Regions from separate parts of the Homo sapiens genome. Here region 2 is linked to region 1. Evidence: read pairs that join two places in POLR2A ChIA-PET (ENCODE). Cell type or tissue: B cell. All regions are shown on one strand. Links, peaks and the distances in the headings refer to the core of each region. The heading gives the core; the rest is flanking DNA. Region 1 has its middle 6.8 kb from the start of GDI2. Region 2 has its middle 6.4 kb from the start of IL2RA.

Region 1 (8,817 bases), core at 2,489-7,488:
GCCTCCCAAAGTGCTGGGATTACAGGCGTGAGGCACTGCACCTGGCCTGATTTTAATATTTTTACATAAAAAATAATAATTAGCTATCGAAGGTAAAATGGCTTTGAAAATGTATCAATCCAAAGTAGGGTATGTGGAAGATAACCTGTCCTAACCATGAAACAGAACCTCTGTGAAGACAGGGCCCAATTCTCCTAGTTCAGAAAGGCCTAGCCCAGCACCTGGCACAGAGGAGACATGATAACACAGTGTCAAACAAATACATTTAAAAATTGCATATTTTCAGTTTAAAGCCCTTATAGTGGAAGATTTTCAATTAAAAATTGTCTTCTCATCTTCTGCTTATGTAAGATTAAATTTTTTTTTTTTTTTTTTTGAGACAGAGTTTCGCTCTTTCGCCCAGGCTGGAGTGCAGGGGCGCTATCTCGGCTCACTGCAACCTCCGCCTTCTGGTTTCAAGTGATTCTCCTGCCTCAGCCTCCCGAGTAGCTGGGATTACAGGTGCCTGCCACCCTGCCCAGCTATTTTTTTTTTGTATTTTTAGTAGAGACGGGGTTTCACCATGTTGGCCAGCCTGGTACTGAACTCCTGACCTCATGATCCGCCTGCCTTGGCCTCCCAAAGTGCTGGGATTACAGGCATGAGCCAACGCGCCCAGCTGGATTAAATTTTTTTTTTTTTTTTTTTTTTTTTTGAGACAGAGTCTCGTCCTGTTGCCCAGGCTGGAGTGCAGTGGCAGGATCTGTACTCACTGCAACCTCCACCTCCTGGACTCAAGCAATTCTCAATTCTCCTGCCTCAGCGTCCCGAGTAACTGGGATTACAGGCACTCACCACAAAGCCCGGCTAATGTTTGTATTTTTGGTAGAGACGGGGTTTCACCATGTTGGCCAGGCTGATTTCGAACTCCTGACCTCAAGTGACCCACCCACCTCGGCCTTCTAAAGTGCTGGGATTGCAGGCATGAGCCACCATGTCTGGCCTGGATTAAATTTTTTTAAAGGTATGTAGATATCCTAAATACATCTCTGGGAAAATGTCCCCTAAACCACCCAAGAGTCAGGGTACATAGAATCAGGATAGAAAGCTTCATGTCTAGGATTAAGGACATGGAACTGACACCTGTATTAGGGTATCTGTCCATCCTTTCCACAGGCGTGGATTTCCGGCAGCCATATTTCTGTCACATAATACTGTTAATACCGGACTGATTAATTGAATCAAGTTGGATGCAGGCCCCAAGTTGGGCCAATCAGATTATCTCCTCTGGAAATTTGATACTGAATGATGAAAACCAAGCTAGTCTAGCTCAGTGGTTCTCCACCAAAGGCAATTTTTGCCCACAGGGGACACTGGCAATGTCTGGAGCCATGACGATTTTCACGACTTGGAGGTGAAGTAGAGTGGCTGCTACTGGCATCCAGTGGGTAGAGGCCAGAGGTGCTGCTAAACACCCTACAATGCGCAGGACAGCCCCACGACAAAGAATGACCTGGCCTAAAATGTCAATTGTGTGAGGCTGAGAGACTTGGCTCTAGGTTTGAGCTCTAGGTTTGAGCAAGGGAAGCCAACAAAGTCAACCATAGAGAGAGAAAAAAATCAAGAAGTTGCACAGAGGGGCTGAGCTTAGACACAGCGAGTTTTCTAGTGCCTGATTCCAGTTCCTTCCAGAGACCGGACTACATTTTTGCCCCTTTATTCTTCTAATAAATTGTCCTTTATACCTAAGATAGCTGGATGTGGTTTTAGTTAACTTGTAATCAAAATCACTTTATTTATCTATTTATTTGTTTGTTTGTTTATTTAGAGACGGAGTCTTGTTCTGTCGCCCAGGCTGGAGTGCAGTGGCATGATCTCAGCTCACTGCAACCTCCACCTCCTGGGTTCAAGTGATTCTCCTGCCTCAGCCTTCCGAGTGGCTAGGACTACAGGCGCCCGCCACCATGCAGGCCTAATTTTTGTATTTTTAGTAGAGACGGGGTTTCACCATGTTAGCCAGGTTGGTCTTGAATTCCTGACCTCAGGTGATCTGCCCACCTTGGCCTCCCAGAATGCTGGGATTACAGGCGTGAACCACGGCGCCTGGCCCAAAATCACTTTAATTAACACAAGAAGTATTCAAGTGAATGACTAAAGTGACCTAAGAAACACTAAGGCCTGGGCAGCTTAGAGATCACTCTAGTCTTTAAGATGATACAAAGAAATTAAATGAAATAGTCAGTGGTCATTGCTTATCCATGATAGTCGTGCTAGAATGAGTTGAAGCTTTTTGAAGAGCAAATGCATGTAAGACATGCCTGCACCATGCTTACCAGCCTTTTGGGAATCAGGACACCTGGCTGACTTGCTCTGCCACTATGCACAAGCCCCACTCAATGCCACCAACTCCGAGTCCTTCTATACAAAGCGCCTCACAGAGCTGCTACTAATTACACACTTCCAAGTGATTTCTATTGGAATTGTATTTTCTATTTCCATGTGTATATCAGGTTAGGTGCTGATTTCATTCCCCCACGTACAGAAATTCAATAAACGTTGTGTTCTATGGCAAATAATATAGTTTGGATATTTGTCCCCTCCAAATCTCATGTGGAAATTTGGTCCCCAGTGTTGGAAGTGGGGCCTGGTGGGAGGTGTTTTTGGATTGTGGGAACAGATCCATCATGCATGTCTCAGGGCCGTCCTCACGATCATGAATGAGTTCTTGTTATTAGTTCCTGCAAGAACTGGTTGTTGAAAAGAGACTGGCACCTTTGTCTTTCCCTTCCTTCCTCTCTCACTATGTGATCTCTGCACATGGCACCCCTTTGCCTTCTCCCAGGAGTGGAAGCTTCCTGAGGCTTCACCAGAAGCAAATGCTGGTGCCATGTTTCTTGTACAGCCTGTAGAACCATGAGCCAAATAAACCTCTTTTCTTTATAAATTACCCAGCTTCAGGTGTTCCTTCATAACAACATAAGTGGACTAGAACTGCAAGCCACTGGAAATGGTCTTTAAAAAAAAAAAAATTCAAGTGTAAAAAAATTTATCAGGCAGCCTCCTGAACCAGAATAGGTTCAGAGCAACTCCTGGAAATGGTCTTTGATACTCAATTTTTTCCCACAAGTTATTTTTTCCTTTATCTAAATTGAAGAAATATTGTGAATGAATTCATTTGTCTACATGTATGTTTTCTTAATCATTTCGGAGTCATTGACCCTTTTGGGACAATGGAGCCTGTCTCTGAAAATAATGCCCATCCAGTACAATTATACTCGAGTTAGGAACCCCTGCATTAAATACTTTTTCTTTTTCTTTTTCTTTTTTTTTTTTTTTTTTTTTTTGAGACAGAGTCTTGCTCTGTCACCCAGGCTGGAGTGCAGTGGCACGATCTTGGTTCACTGCAACCTCCGCCTCCTGGGTTCAAGCGATTCTCGTGCCTCAGCCTCTCAAGTAGCTGAGACTACAGGGGTACACCACTGCACCTGAGTAATTTTTTGTATTTTTAGTAGAGATGGGGTTTCACCCTATTGGCCAGGCCGGTCTCAAATTCCTGACCTCAGGTGATCTGCCTGCCTTGGCCTCTGAAAGTGCTGGGATTGCAGGTGTGAGCTACTGTTTCCGGCCCACTAAATACTTATTAACTGCCTACTCTGAGCTAGATGGTGATGGAAAAAAAAAAAAAGATGAATAATGTAGAGTTCTACCCCAGAGCAGCAAACACCCAGTTACAAGCCAGGGTGATACATGGTAAGAGAATACTATGGGAACCCGGCATAAAGGAATTTCATCCAGATTAGGGGATCCAGGAAAGATCCCTGGGGGCTGTGACATGTATACTGAGACTTCAAGCAAGTAGGAGAAAGCAAGGCCCACCCGAAGGATGGGGGCAGGGGTGGGTACATTCCAGACAGAGGGGAAAAGCATGCAGAAGGGAAAGAGCATGGCAGGTGCATGGAACACAGAAATGTTTGGTGTAGCCCAGCCAGTCATTGGTCTGTTAGTTCCCAGCTCCATTCTTGGTTTCGTCTGTATATCTGGGACTGAGAGCCTGCAAAACACATTTCCCAGATCCCTTTGCTAACTGGCTTCTGGCTAGGTGCTGCCAATGGAAGGTACTGGTGGAAGACTGGAGCCAGGAGGAGGAGAGACACTAAGTCCCCTGCTTTGGTGGCACTGCCACCAGTGGTAGTAGCCACCCCAATGAGTGGGGACCCCGGGGCCCAGCAATAGCTGTGGCAGGAGTCACTTCAGTAGCTTCAGAGACAGAAGGACTCTGGCAGTGGCAGTAATGGTGGTGGATGACTTCAGGTTCCACTGGCCTCAGCAGCACAAATCATTGGGAAACACAAGCGCAGGGCAACAGCAGTTTCCCTCTTGCTTCAGCCTAGAGTTTCAGGTAGTTCTACATCTGTGGGCAATGTTATTTTTTGCCACTCCAGCTCTTTCAACAGTTTTGAAATCAATTCCCTACATTATCTCTGTGTAAAATACTTAAAGTAGTTCATGTCTTTCTGACTGGATGCTGACTAATACAGCAACTGAATCAGAAACTATGATGAGTAGTTCCAGCTACTTGGGAGGCTGAGGTGGGAGGATCACTTAAGCCCAGGAGTTCAAGGCCAGCCTGGAAAACATAGTGAAACCCCATCTCAAAAAAAAGAAAAAGAAAAAAATGAACATGGTGAGGGGTGGAAGAGGGTTGCAGTGAGAGATTTGGTGGAATAGGTAATTCACTCAAGTTCATGTTAGGAAACGACCAGGTGTATGGACTTTATCCTAACAGCAGTGGAGACCCATGAAAGATCTTAAAGACATGGTCAACTTGGTCACTTTTGATTTTTATAAAGATCACTTGAGCTATAATACAGAGAACAGGTTTGAGCCACCTGAACTGAACACCAAATGTCCCAATAGGAAGCTGGGGCCAGGATCTAGGAGAGAACTTGCTGGTCTGCACTCGGGTTGTGGCAGTGAGGTTGAAGAGAAGGGACTGGAAGGATTTTTATGAGGTGGAATGGCCAAAATTTAATGGGGTACTGTGGCAGATTAAAGATGGCTACCACTGGACATGGTGGCTCACGCCTGTAATCTCACCACTTTGGGAGGCTGCGGCTGGCAGATCACTTGAGGTTAGGAGTTTGAGACCAGCCTGGCCAACATGGTGAAACCCCATCTCTACTAAAAATATAAACATTAGCTGGGTGTGGTGGTGTGTGCCTGTAATCCCAGCTACTCAGGAGGCTGAGGCACGAGAATTGCTTGAACTTGGGAGAAGGAGGTTGCAGTGAGCCGAGATTGTGCCACTGCACTCCAACCTGGACAACAGAGCAAGACTCCATCTCAAAAAAAAAAAAAGATGGCTACCAATTTATTAATACTCTTCCAACGGAGAGACAGGCTCTACAGTTCTTCCATCTGAATTTTGGTGTGCTCTGTGATTGCACTGACAAACAGAACAAGACAGAAGTGACTCTGGGCCAGTTTCTGGGCCCAGGCCTTAAGAGACAAGCAACTTCCACTTCTTGTTTCTTTCAACACAACCACTCTGAGAAGTGCAAGCCAAACAGAGAGGCCACGCATAGCTGCTCTGGTTGACAGCCCCAGCTGAGCTCCCAGCCGATGGCCAGCCTCAGCTGTCAGCCACGTGGTTGTGCCATCTTGGATGTCCAGTCCAGTAAAACCTTCAGATGACTGCAGCCCAGCCACTAACTGAAGCCATCTGAAAGCCCAGGCAATTACCACCTGGGTGACCCATTCGATCCGTAAGAGATAATAATATGTTTTTTTTTTAAGCTGCTATTTTTTTTTTCAACTTAAGCCACTAAATTTTGGGGGTGGTTTGTACACTAGAATAGAAAACCAGAATAGATGTGGAAGGAGAGAGAGACAGCAGAACCAAGGATGATATCTAGAATTCTGGTTTGAGCAGAAATAAAGACTGGAAGTAGGGCTGGGTGCTGTGCTCCCACCTGTAATGCCAGCACTCTGGGAGGCTGAGGTGGGCGGATCACTTGAGGCCAGGAGTTCAAGACCAGCCTGGACAACATGGTGAAATCCTGTCTCTACTAAAAATATAAAAATTAGCTGGCCATGGTAGCTGGCGCCTGTAATCCCAGCTACTCGGGAGGCTGAGGCAGAAGAATCACTTGAACCCGGGAAGCGGAGGTTGCAGTGAGCCAAGATCCTGCCATTGCACTCCATCCTGGGCGACAAGAGAAAAACTCTGTCTCAAAAATAAATAAATAAATAAATAAAATAAAGACTGGGAGCAGACAAACAGTTTTTAGGGGATGGTTCTGGGTGAATGATCATAAGCTAGGAAATATATATTTTTGGAACTATATTAAAATTCCTTTCTAGAGATCCCACTATGTTCCCTCTGCAGCATTAGCTATCCAGGTTTTACACAGGTTTATGTTTTATAGATACCTATCTCTAAGACTCTTTAAAATATTAGTTTTAATATCTCTTCCTAGAAGAAAAGTTGTATTTCTCCAAAGTATCAAGAGGAACTGGGGCCTGGCGTGGTGGCTCACACCAGTAACCACAGCACCTACGGAGGTTGTGGTGGGCAGACTGCTTGAGCCCAGGAATTCAAGACTAGTCTGGGCAACAAGGTGACACTCCATCTCTACCAAAAATACAAAAATTAGCTGAGCATGGTGGGCACATGCCTGTACTCCTAGCTACTCAGGAGGCTGCGGAGGGAGGATCACTTCAGCCCGGGAGGCTGAGGCTGCACAGAGCTATGGTTGTGCCACTGCACTCTGGCCTGGGCAACAGAGTGAGACCCTGTCTTAAAAAAGAAAAAAGGAAACTAGTACCAATATCATCATATTCAGTCCTTGTTGATCTAGGGCTCAACTTCCAAGTCCCCTATTCATTTGTCAAATATTTACTCATCCTCTACTAGTTGCTCAGCCCTTTACTGGCTGTCCAGGCTTCATATCCCTGCCCCTATGGAGTTTACATCCAATTTGAAAAGCAAAGAACAAGTGAAGAAAATAATTACCCCCTCTAATAAGAGCAGTGAGAAACAAGCAGGGTACTGATAGAGAATGATGGTTGAGGGGAAAGCTGAGACCTAAGGAAGTGGAAAAAGTTAGCTGTATGAAGAAGTGCAGGGGGAAGTGAGGGGTGGTAGCCATGGAACCAAGAGTACAAAGGCCCTCGGGTGGTTGAAAGCTTGACCAGATTCTAGGAACCGAAACACATGCATGTTTGGGGTTTAATGATCAAGGAGCCAAGGAGCACTAAAAAATAGAGTTGGAGAGACATACAGAGGCTAGATTAAGGTATTAGGTCATATTTAAGGATTTACAATGTATCCCTTTTTTTTTTTTTTTTTTTTTTGAGATGGAGTCTTGCTCTGTCTCCCGGGCTGGAGTGCAGTGGCGCCATCTTGGCTCACTGCAACCTCTGCCTCCCAGGTTCCAGCAATTCTCCTGCCTCAGCCTCCTGAGTAGCTGGAATTACAGATGTGCACCACCACACCAGGCTAATTTTTGTATTTTTAGTAGAGACGGGGTTTCACCATGTTGGTCAGGCTGGTCTCGAACTCCTGACCTCAGGTGATCTGCCTCAGCCTCCCAAAGCACTGGGATTACAGGCGTTAGCCACCATGCCTGGCTAGGATCTACAATGTATTCTAAGTACAAAAGATATACAGAAGCCTGAACATGATCTGATGCGTGTTTTTAGAAGATAATGGACAGAACAGATAGGAGAAGAGGAAAAAGAGAGGGAAAAAAGCCTGTTGAGAAACTGCCACAGTGATGCAGGAGAGAAAAAGATGGTCTGGGCTGAGGTTCGCTCTCATTTTCTTTCCTTAGATTAAATCTCTCCTTTTCAAAGGGCAGATGGATGCTTAGTAAAAACAGATCAGCAAACAATTATTCCCATGTACCCAAGTATAAATAAGACTCCATGGATTCCTGCTTTGCATAAAGGTTTGAAATATTTTATTTTATTTTTTTTTTGAGACGGAGTCTGGCTCTGTCACTCAGGCTGGAGTGTAGTGGCGCGATCTTGGCTGACTGCAACCTCAGCCTCTCGGGTTCCACTGATTCTCCTGCCTGTCTCCCGAGTAGCTGGGACTACAGGCATGTGCCACCACACCTGGCTGATTTCAAGATTTGAAATATTTTAAAGATTGATGGTGTCCTGGTTTGATCTTGGGTTTTGGCACCAAAAAATAAAATTAAAAATAAAGATTGATGTTTACCACTCATCTTCACCAACCAACCTACTTCCCCTAAACCTAAGGTTTCACTGTAGCAGGAACTACCATCTGTGGCATGAGATCAACTCAACCAATTAGTGGCTTTCAAGCCTCTTCACCTTAAGCAGTATTTGTCATCTACAAGTTCCCTTGCAACTGGAATGGGTGGGGTGGAAGATCCAAGAAAAGCACAGAATTTTCTTTTTTTGAGACAGGGTTTTGCTCTGTTGCCCAGGCTAGAGTGCAGTGGCATCATCATGGCTTGACCTTCCTGGGCTCAAGTGATCCTCCCAGCTCAGCCTCCTGAGTAGCCAGGACTGCAGGCTCATGCCACCATGCCCAGCTGATTTTTTTTTTGAGACTGAGTCTCGCTTTGTCACCCAAGCTGGAGTGCAGTGGCACGATCTTGGCTCACTGCAACCTCTGCCTCCTGGGTTCAAGCAATTCTCTGCCTCAGACTCCTGAGTAGCTGGGATTACAGACGCCTGACACCACGCCCAACTAATTTTTGTAGTTTTCGTAGAGACGGGGTTTCACCATCTTGGGACGGGTTGGTCTTGAACTCCTGACCTCGTGATTCACCCGCCTTGGCCTCCCAAAGTGCTGGGATTACA
Region 2 (8,817 bases), core at 2,265-7,264, 250 kb before region 1:
CAAAACAAAAACAAAAACAAAAACAAAACCCAAAATAGCTAGAAGGAGGATATTGAATATTCCCAACACAAAGAAATGATGGATGTTTGAGATGATGGATGTGCGAATTATGCTGATCTGATCACTGCACGTCATATGTATCGAAACATCACTATGTACGCATGAATATGTACAGTTATTATTTGTCAGTTTTAAAGTAAAATTTTTAAAAAGAAAGAGAAAGAGAAAGAAAAAGACAAGTGAGAGAACTAGAAATTCATCCCACACCCACCAGGGATGAAATTAGCCTAATCTCAACAGAGTTCAGTCTCTTCATCTAACAGACAAGGAACAGAATCTTTCATCGCATGTTGGGGAGGGGAAGAATGAGGTTACTCAAACAAAAAGTTTCGAACTTCTCAGAAAAAAAATGAATTTCGTCAATTCGAGATACTGTTAATACCCCATCTGGCCATGATTGACGAAACAGACCTTTGGATTCCGTGAAACGAACCCCTTGCTAATGTCGCTTCTGGGTTCTTCAGACCTTCTTGGCAGGTGGCTGGCTTCTCTGTTCTAACTTAACCCTCCAGATGTCACATGAAAAAAGTATGCTTGTTATGAAATAATCCTCTGGCTTCATTACCCAGGAAGTCCCTGCTTTGTTTTTGGTCTTTGTTTTTATTTTCTCAAGCTCTGACAGAAGTTTCTGGGGGAAACTGTGGGTCTTTATGGATGAGGGTGAAGTTGTTTAGAAACTAAAATAAACAAGATACTGTATTTTCTTCCTCACGCTCTCTTGCTCATGCACTCAGAAGACAAAGGTACCCCCTTCAGTTCCCAGAAGCTGGTCTGCTCTTTTTTGTTTGTTTTAATTGTAGAGACACGGTCTCGCTCTGTGCCTAGGCTGGAGTGCAGTGGCACAATCGGTAGCTCACTGCAGCCTCAACCTTCCAGGCTCAAGGATCCTGCCACCTCAGCCTGCTGAGTAGCCGGGACTACTGGCACGCACCAACACACCCAGCTAATTTTTAATTTTTTTCTAGAGAATCTGGTCTCACTATGTTGCCTAGGCTGGTCTCAAATTCCTGGTCCCAAGCAATCCTCCTGCCTTAGCTTCCCAAAGTGCTGGGATTACAGGTGTGAGCCCCCACACCCAGCCCACTTCCGCTCTTAGGGAGAGGCGAGTGCATTTCAGAGAGCACTCGATGCTCCCAAAAGAAGAAGTTGACAGAGCCCACGTCCCCTCAGCCCTTCACACAGCCTCCCCTTGTCTTCCTCTCCTACTCAGCACTGTGGCTGCACTAGGACCCCTCATGATGACCAAGATCCTCATAAAGAGGACAAGAAGTTCATCCAGTACCAGTCAGGCCAATATCCCAAAATTAGCATAACTGGCAGAAATGCAGAGGCATCAACAACTCCTCTTGACAACAGGGTTGGTAGAAGAATCAAGGGCCTAATTTTGATGCCTGGCACAGGTTATGGGAGCAGCAGAGTACATGCTGCCCAGCGGCTTCCAGAAGCTCCTGGTCCACCCCGTCAAGAAGCCGGAGGTCCTGCTGAGGTGCAACACATCTCAGTGTGCTGAGACTGCCCTCAATGTTGCCCCCAAGAACTGCAAAGCCATCCTGGAAACAGTGGCCCAGCTGCCCATTGGAGTCACCAATCCCAGTGCCAAGCTGTGCAGCAAAGAAAAGGATTAGACTGCTCATGTGCACGTTTTATTTGTTTTTAAATTAAAAAACAAAAAAAAGAAAGAAGGAGGAAGTGGAGGAAGAGGAAGGAGGAGGGAGGAGGAGGAGGAATTTACATCAGCAGGCCGATCACATACTAGTCCTTGAATTCATGGTTGAATGTACTGACCATTCTCCCTACGGACACTTGAAGGTTTCCATCAAACCCTTCATAACATATTGCATAATTGTGGACTCTAGACTTGGGCCACAACTGAGTGATTTTTTTTTTCTCAAACCCAATTCCACAAAGTAAAAGCCTGATGAAATACAGTGAAGGCTGATGCCTTATTAACTGTGTTTCCCAAATCCAGAGCTCTAAAAAGGTTCTGCATACAGTCATTCATTCAATGCTTAACGACTGAGCATTAATTCCATGCTAAGTACTGAACTCAGCACTAGGAATAAGAAGGCGACCTAGAGGCATATCCTCTCTCTAAAGATGCATAGAGCCTCATTGGAATGATCAGCCGTGTCTCCAGAGAGCTACAAGGCAGTTTTCAATTGGTAAATGCCCTGAGAGTGATGGGCTTGTGGCATGTGTAAGGGTTAGACAGACCTGGGACCTAGACATGACACCACTCCTGACGAATTATGTGAGTGTGGGTGTTTCACAACCACAATGAGATGCAATGCCTGCACTTGTAACATGGAAATAGTGATGGCATGCCGGCCCCGCCAGATTGCTGTGAGAAGTCAGCGGCAGAGACATGCAACATTCTCAGCACAGTGCTTGCCATGTAGTAAGGGCCTAGTCAGTGCTAGTGATTCCTTTCAATATTCCTAAGATGCAGATAAGGGAACAGCCCAGAGGAGGGGGAGCACTTCCAGAGGGAGGGATGCGGTGAGACTTCCTTCAGCAGGGTAGCACTGGAGCTGGGTGTTAAGGAGTGAGTGAGCTTTGGGCTTATGGATTTAACAGAGGAAACCAAGAAAAGAGGAGGCGGTGTTGCAGGAACAGTGAGCAGTTGATGATTTTTATTTTGTTCTCTGGTCTGCTTGGGAACATTTTTGTGGCAAAGACAGCATGAAGGATAGCGAAGAATTAATACTGAAGAGATAGGCCAGGGCAGGTTATGAAGGATTTTGAATACCGGGCTAAGAAATGTGGGCTTAATTTCAAAGACATTATGGACACTCCTAAAATGTTACGTTGTAGATAAGGGAAAAGTATTCTTCCAGAAGATTAAATTGGGGCTGGGCACGGTGGCTCACGCCTGTGATCCCAGCACTTTGGGAGGCGAAGTGGGCAGATCACCTGAGGTCAGGAGTTTGAGATCAGCCTGGCCAACGTGGTGAAGCCCCATCTCTACTGAAAAAAAAAATTAGCCGGGCATGGTGGTGGGTGCCTGTAATCTCAGCTACTTGGGAGGCTGAAGCAGGAGAATCACATGAACCTGGGAGGCAGAGGTTGCAGTGAGCCAAGATTGCACCACTGCATTCCAGTGGGCGACAGAGCAAGACTCAGTCAAAAAAAAAAAAGATTAAACTGGAAGCAATGGGTAAGAATGGTGGAGTGGAGAGACACATTTGAGTGAGGGAAGCCAGCTGAAAAGCTGTACAGACGTCTAGACAAAATGTGACACAAGCATGCCTTCACCTCCCTGCAAAGACCACAGACCACTGAGCTCCAAAGGGGGTTTGGAATCCTTGTCCTGGGCCGCCATTGGTAACTCATCAGTGCTGGCTTGAGAGATAAACTCTATTATCCATCCCTGAACTAAAATCATGACAGAAGTGGCCAGGGAGCTTTGCTGCTATCCCCCCAGGAAACACGTCCTCCACTCAAATGGAAAGAGGACCCTCTGACAACATCTGTGGGACCCAACAGCACTGGTCACCACAAGCCACAAAATGTTAACAAAGTCAGTTTTCAATTGTTAGGGACGGAGGACTCAGTTCATGATTCATACAAACCAACTGTTCTCTCCCAGTGTTTTCTGGGTGGCACAACCCACAAGTCAACAGTGGCTTGGGAACTAGACATTTGAGTAGAGTTGGGTTATTTGATTCATAGTGGATTTTGGTTTTCCACGGGACCCCTGTGCCCTTGTCTAGTAGAATCTGGTGGAAATTACAAACTGCAGAAATTCAACTCAGTGCCGCAATAACAGGATGCACCTGTAGATTTCGTAGAATTAGCAGCAGCATTCTTTCAATACCAGTTTGAGAGAAATAACCCTGTTTGCATAGTGCCAACTGGGGCAGAATCTGAAGTGTCTTGCCTGCCTCTCGGCCATGGGAGGCACCGATCTCAGCAACATCTATCCAACCGCCATCCACTTAACAAGCAAAGATGGAAGGCCCTCGTGCTCCAGGCTATCCTGCAATGGTTCATTTGCTTTTGATGGGATTATCACTTTGACAGATGTGCTTGCAATTAACTGGGGGCTTTCTGCTTCCAATCCAAATTCCCACAGGTGGATCACTGGCTCTTGGGGAGCAAAAACCCTTCTTTGTTTGTTTTTGCTTCTCCCAGAGCCTGGGCAGAGCTCCCCATTCCTGGATCCTACGTTGATATGCACTGAATTGAATTATACTAAAGGGTGCACCCAAGAGTGCATGAGCGAAGTAAAATGTAATTTGTGGGACCTCATGTGGACATTTCAGGTCCGTGTGTACAAGATAAAGGAGAGAAAATCCTGGGGGACACCACAGGCCTGGGAAAATGACCTCCTACTAAGCCTAACAAGAACATCCAGTACATAAACAGCAGGCTCTCTGCAACCGCTTCAGTCCTTCCACTGCCACGCTCCCAGAAAGCAAAGGGTTATCTCCTGTTCGGATTTTGGCTCTGAGACCACAGCTCAGCACATCACTCCTCTAGAGAAAAGAAAGTCTAAGATGAGAGAGTGAGGCTGCTTTCATGTGGTGCCAGCGTATAGTGCAGGGCAGGCCTGATTGCTGAACGGATCCCTGCAGACGTGAGCGGTCACTTCCCCTTTTGAGGGCCCATTTCTTTTCCTCTTTGAGGAGACTGTGAGCGTCCTCAGTGCAGGGCTATGTTTTAGCTTCTTGGCTCTCCTCACAGGTTCTAGCATAATTCTTTGATTAATTGCAGTCAACGTTTATTGATGGATTATGTGACAGAGGTGAAATTCTTTGATCTGGGTTTCAGCTTTTCCTTTCCCCCACTCCCTCCTTTTTCTTTTTTTTTTTTTTTTTTTTAGAGGCGAGGTCTTGCTCTGTGGCCCTGGCTGGAGTGCAGTGGTGCAATCATAGCTCATTGCAGCCTTGACCTCCTGGGGTCAAGCGAACCTCAACGTCTTGGCCTCCTGAGTAGCTGGGACTATAGGCATGCGCCACCACGCTCAGCTTCACCTTTTCCTTTCCTTGTGCTCCCCTGGCAGATATGCTGGTAAACAATGAACCAGTCAAGAGGACAGCAACAGGAGGAAAATGGGAGAAACCCCATTATTCGTGGACTAAACAGGCTTCCCACTAGTCCTGGCTCACAGAGGAAGTCATGCTCCATGTTTCAAATGTCCTCAAAGCTCGTTCAACTCCAAAATGCATGAAGACAAAATGGGAATTTTACTCAAGATTTTTGTGGGCTGTTGGGGAGAAGAGTTAACATTGCAAAGCATATTGCAAACTCTTATCTTCAAATGATTTTAAAATTTTCTTCCAAGCTCTTTATTATTTCTCCAGAGCTGCCCTGCTCTTCCCACTCTGGGTCCTTTCTCTGCCACTCTCCTCAGCATGACTTCTCCCTAATCGGCCAGCATTTCTTTTATTCTATAGAGCAAGTTTTCTTGCCCTGGGCACCTCTCATTTGCATGTTATACCACCACACCAAGTGAGCCTCAGAGCACCAGTGTTTTAATCCCTGAAAACAGTCCTTACGGGATTCAGCACAGAGGTCCTCTTGGCAGCCTGTAGTCTCCAGAGTGACACGTCCTCAACAGTCAAAGTGAGCAAGCTATGGTGCCCATCACCAAGTGGGGCTCACCATTTCCCTCTGCGTTCACTTCTCTCCTACCTTCTTCCTTATCCCATCCTTCCTCCTTCCTTTTTTTTTCTGCATTCAATTATTCATGGTTATTCATTTCATACGGGCATCTGTGCCACTTGGTTCTACAGGCATTTTTTTTTTTTGAGACAGACTTTTGCCCTTGTCCCCCAGGCTGGCGTGCAGCGGTGTGATCTTGGCTCACTGCAATCTCCACCTCCTAGGTTCAAGCAAGTCTCCTGCCTTAGCCTCCCAAGTAGCTGGAATTACAGGCATGTGCCACCAAGCCCGGCAAATTTTTGTATTTTTAGTAGAGACAGGGTTTCACCATGTTGGCCAGGCTGGTCTCAAACTCCTGACCTCAGGTGATCTGCCTGCCTCGGCCTCCCAAAGTGCTGGGATAACAGGCGTGAGCCATCGTGCTCGGCCGGTTCTATGGGCATTGTGGAAGTGACCGTTAACAAGCCCCAAGGGTAAGTAAAGGAAAATGAAAGGTGATTGATTCCTCACCACCTCTCCCCTTTTTTCCTCTACTCTTTGCCCCTGCTCCCCAATCTAGACTCTAATAAACAGAAATGATTTTTGTTGCAAGCTGAAAACTCGTTCTTGTGGTTGGGGCTAGGGGGGTGGCAAGTCAAGCTTTAGAGTTGTCTGGATAATAAATGCTGTCTTCAAGGACTGTCCAACATTGTAGGAACAAGAGAACAACCCAAGTGAACAACTAACTCCTGTTCACAAATGCTACTGCCTCTCTGCCATCCCCTAACCTCAGCCTCACACACTTGAATTTCGCCAATCCATTTGATGAGCTCAAATCAGTGAATTTTCTCCTCGCCAAAGCTCACAAATTCTGTTCCCCGCTTCTTGCCCCACATCCAGGCATTACCAACTGCATTTTCCCTTTGCCTGATATTCTGGCATCAAGCCTCCTTGCCATTCCAATTTATTTCACCTTCCTCCAGTCCTTATGATTTCCTTCCTGAAGAGTATTTCAGCATCTCTATGCCTCAATCTTCCCTGCACACCACACCAGCTCGGCCTCATCATCACATCACTTGGCTATGTCCCGCCTGGGTTAGACAGCTTCAGTGGCTGAAGTCCATAGATCTTATTCTGTTTTTCGAGGTCCACCTGACTCTGAATCCAGCTGATATTTCTGCCCTTAGCTTCTACCCCTCTCTACTTCTGGTTAACTATGGACCACACTCTGCTTCCTCAGGAACCACCTACCAAGGCCGTATCCATCCTTCAAGGACAATACGTGGGCCTTTCCTGATCACATCAGCTCAACAACTTTTCCCTCCTACATTTCAATTGCTCTTCTTACCATAATCATTAGTATTCACCCCACTGTACGTCTAGAAAGAAAGTGGTCTTAAACCTAAGGGAAGGCAGTCTAGGTCAGAAATTTGTTGTCCGCTGTTCTGAGCAGTTTCTTCTAGGAAGTACCAAACATTTCTGATAATAGAATTGAGCAATTTCCTGATGAAGTGAGACTCAGCTTGCACTGTTGACCGGCTGTCCCTGGATGAACCTAGTTACTTTTAACCAAATGTTCCTTTCTTGAACTTGTTCCTTTCTTGAACTTAATCTACCAATGTTATCTAGATAACTTTCCTCAAAAAAAAAAAAAAAAAAAAAAACCCTCTACTAGGAAAGAAATCTTTGAACCGGACTTATTGGAAATTACCTCCTTGCAGCAGGTTTGAAACAAAACTTTGAATTTGCCTCACAAAGAATTTGTCTGAAACTGCTTTAGTATATGCTAGTTATATTTGTATGCACATGTGGCTTCATACATAGTGGTTGGACACCCATATGTGTTATGCACTTTGTTAGGTGACGTAAGTTCACAGATAAACTGGACATAGGGCTATCCTCTAGAGGCCCACAGTTTGACACCTTAACCTGAGATCCTTGGACCTTTGAAGTTCAGAGTGCCCACAACCGCTGGGTGTGGTGGCTCACACTTGTAATCCCAGTACTCTGCAGGGCTGAGGTGGGAGGATCGCTTGAGTCCAGGAGTCTGAGACCAGCCTGGGCAACATGACAAAACCCCATCTCTACAAAAATTACAAAAAAAATTAGCCAGGCCTGGTGGTGCATGCCTGTGGTCCCAGTTACTTGAGAGGCTGAAGTGGGAGGATCACTTGAGTCAAGGAGGTAGAGGCTGCAGTGAGTTGAGATGGCAACACTGCACTCCAGAAACCCCATCTCAAACAAAACAGAGCAAAACAAAACAAACTGCCCATAATGCTCCTGAAACTTCCTACGGATTTATCCAGAGTATGTGCTGATGTGCATTTTTTCCAAGGAGGGAAACCAAAGGTTCTATCAAATTAAGAAAAGAGTTTTTACCATTGTGGAAGACAGTATGGCGATTCCTCAAGCATCTAAAATCAGAAATACCATTTGACCCAGCAATCCTATTACTGGGTATATACCCAAAGGAATAGAAATCATTCTACTATAAAGTCACATGCACCCGTATGTTTATTGCAGCACTATTTACAATAGCAAAATGGAACCAACTGAAATGCCCATCAATGAGACTAGATAAAGAAAATGTGATACATATACACCATGGAATACTATGCAGCCATGAAAAGGAATGAGATCATGTCCTTGGCAGGGACATGGATGAAGCTGGAAGCCATTATCCTCAGCAAACTAACACAGGAACAGAAAACCAAATGCCGCATGTTCTCACTCATAAGTGGGAGTTGAACAATGACAGCACATAGACATAGGGAGGGGAACATCACACGCCAGGGCCTGCTGCAGGGTGGGGGGTGGGGTGTGAGGGGAGGGAACTTAGAAGACAGGTGAGTAGGTGCAGCAGACCACCATGGCGCACTTATACCTATGTAACCAACCTGCACGTTCTACACATGTATCCTGGAACTTAAATTAAAAACAAAAAAGAGTTTTTAATCCAAAAAAGATTAACAGCAACTAGAAGAAAGAAAGAGATATAAACAGTGAATTGCAATGCAGCACGGCAGGTGTTATGATGGAGTAGAAAGGACTGGAAAAGGCCTCCTGGAGGAAGGGACACTCAAGTGTCTTTCCATTTCACCTGTAAACTCATTAAGGGCAAAAGCTTTGCTACAGCTTCAGTATGAGATCCTGGGCAATCCGTGACAAAAT

What was found. ChIA-PET counts read pairs that join two places held together with the same protein. Peaks named below come from ENCODE experiments on the same cell type or tissue, not always from the same donor. Only the 100,000 strongest peaks of a DNase experiment are listed, where the experiment ranks them.
Region 2: POLR2A ChIA-PET joins it to region 1 with 13 read pairs; 3 of 35 experiments call an interaction of 5 or more read pairs at or near these places.

What each region holds. Positions count from the first base shown.
Region 1 is chr10:5,815,835-5,824,651 of GRCh38, reverse strand. No RefSeq gene overlaps it. Among named protein-coding and RNA genes, the nearest start is that of GDI2, 6.8 kb to the right of the region's middle. RefSeq lists enhancers at 5,730-5,779, 6,878-6,997, 7,018-7,087. In B cell, for the core only: no CTCF peak of the experiment used is centred there; DNase peaks (open chromatin) are centred at 5,521 and 7,141; H3K4me3 peaks cover 1,308 bases; H3K27ac peaks cover 3,882 bases.
Region 2 is chr10:6,064,379-6,073,195 of GRCh38, reverse strand. It overlaps the pseudogene RPL32P23. Among named protein-coding and RNA genes, the nearest start is that of IL2RA, 6.4 kb to the right of the region's middle. RefSeq lists an enhancer at 754-803 and silencers at 4,486-4,575, 7,244-7,444. In B cell, for the core only: no CTCF peak of the experiment used is centred there; DNase peaks (open chromatin) are centred at 3,855 and 4,635; H3K4me3 peaks cover 1,906 bases; H3K27ac peaks cover 3,187 bases.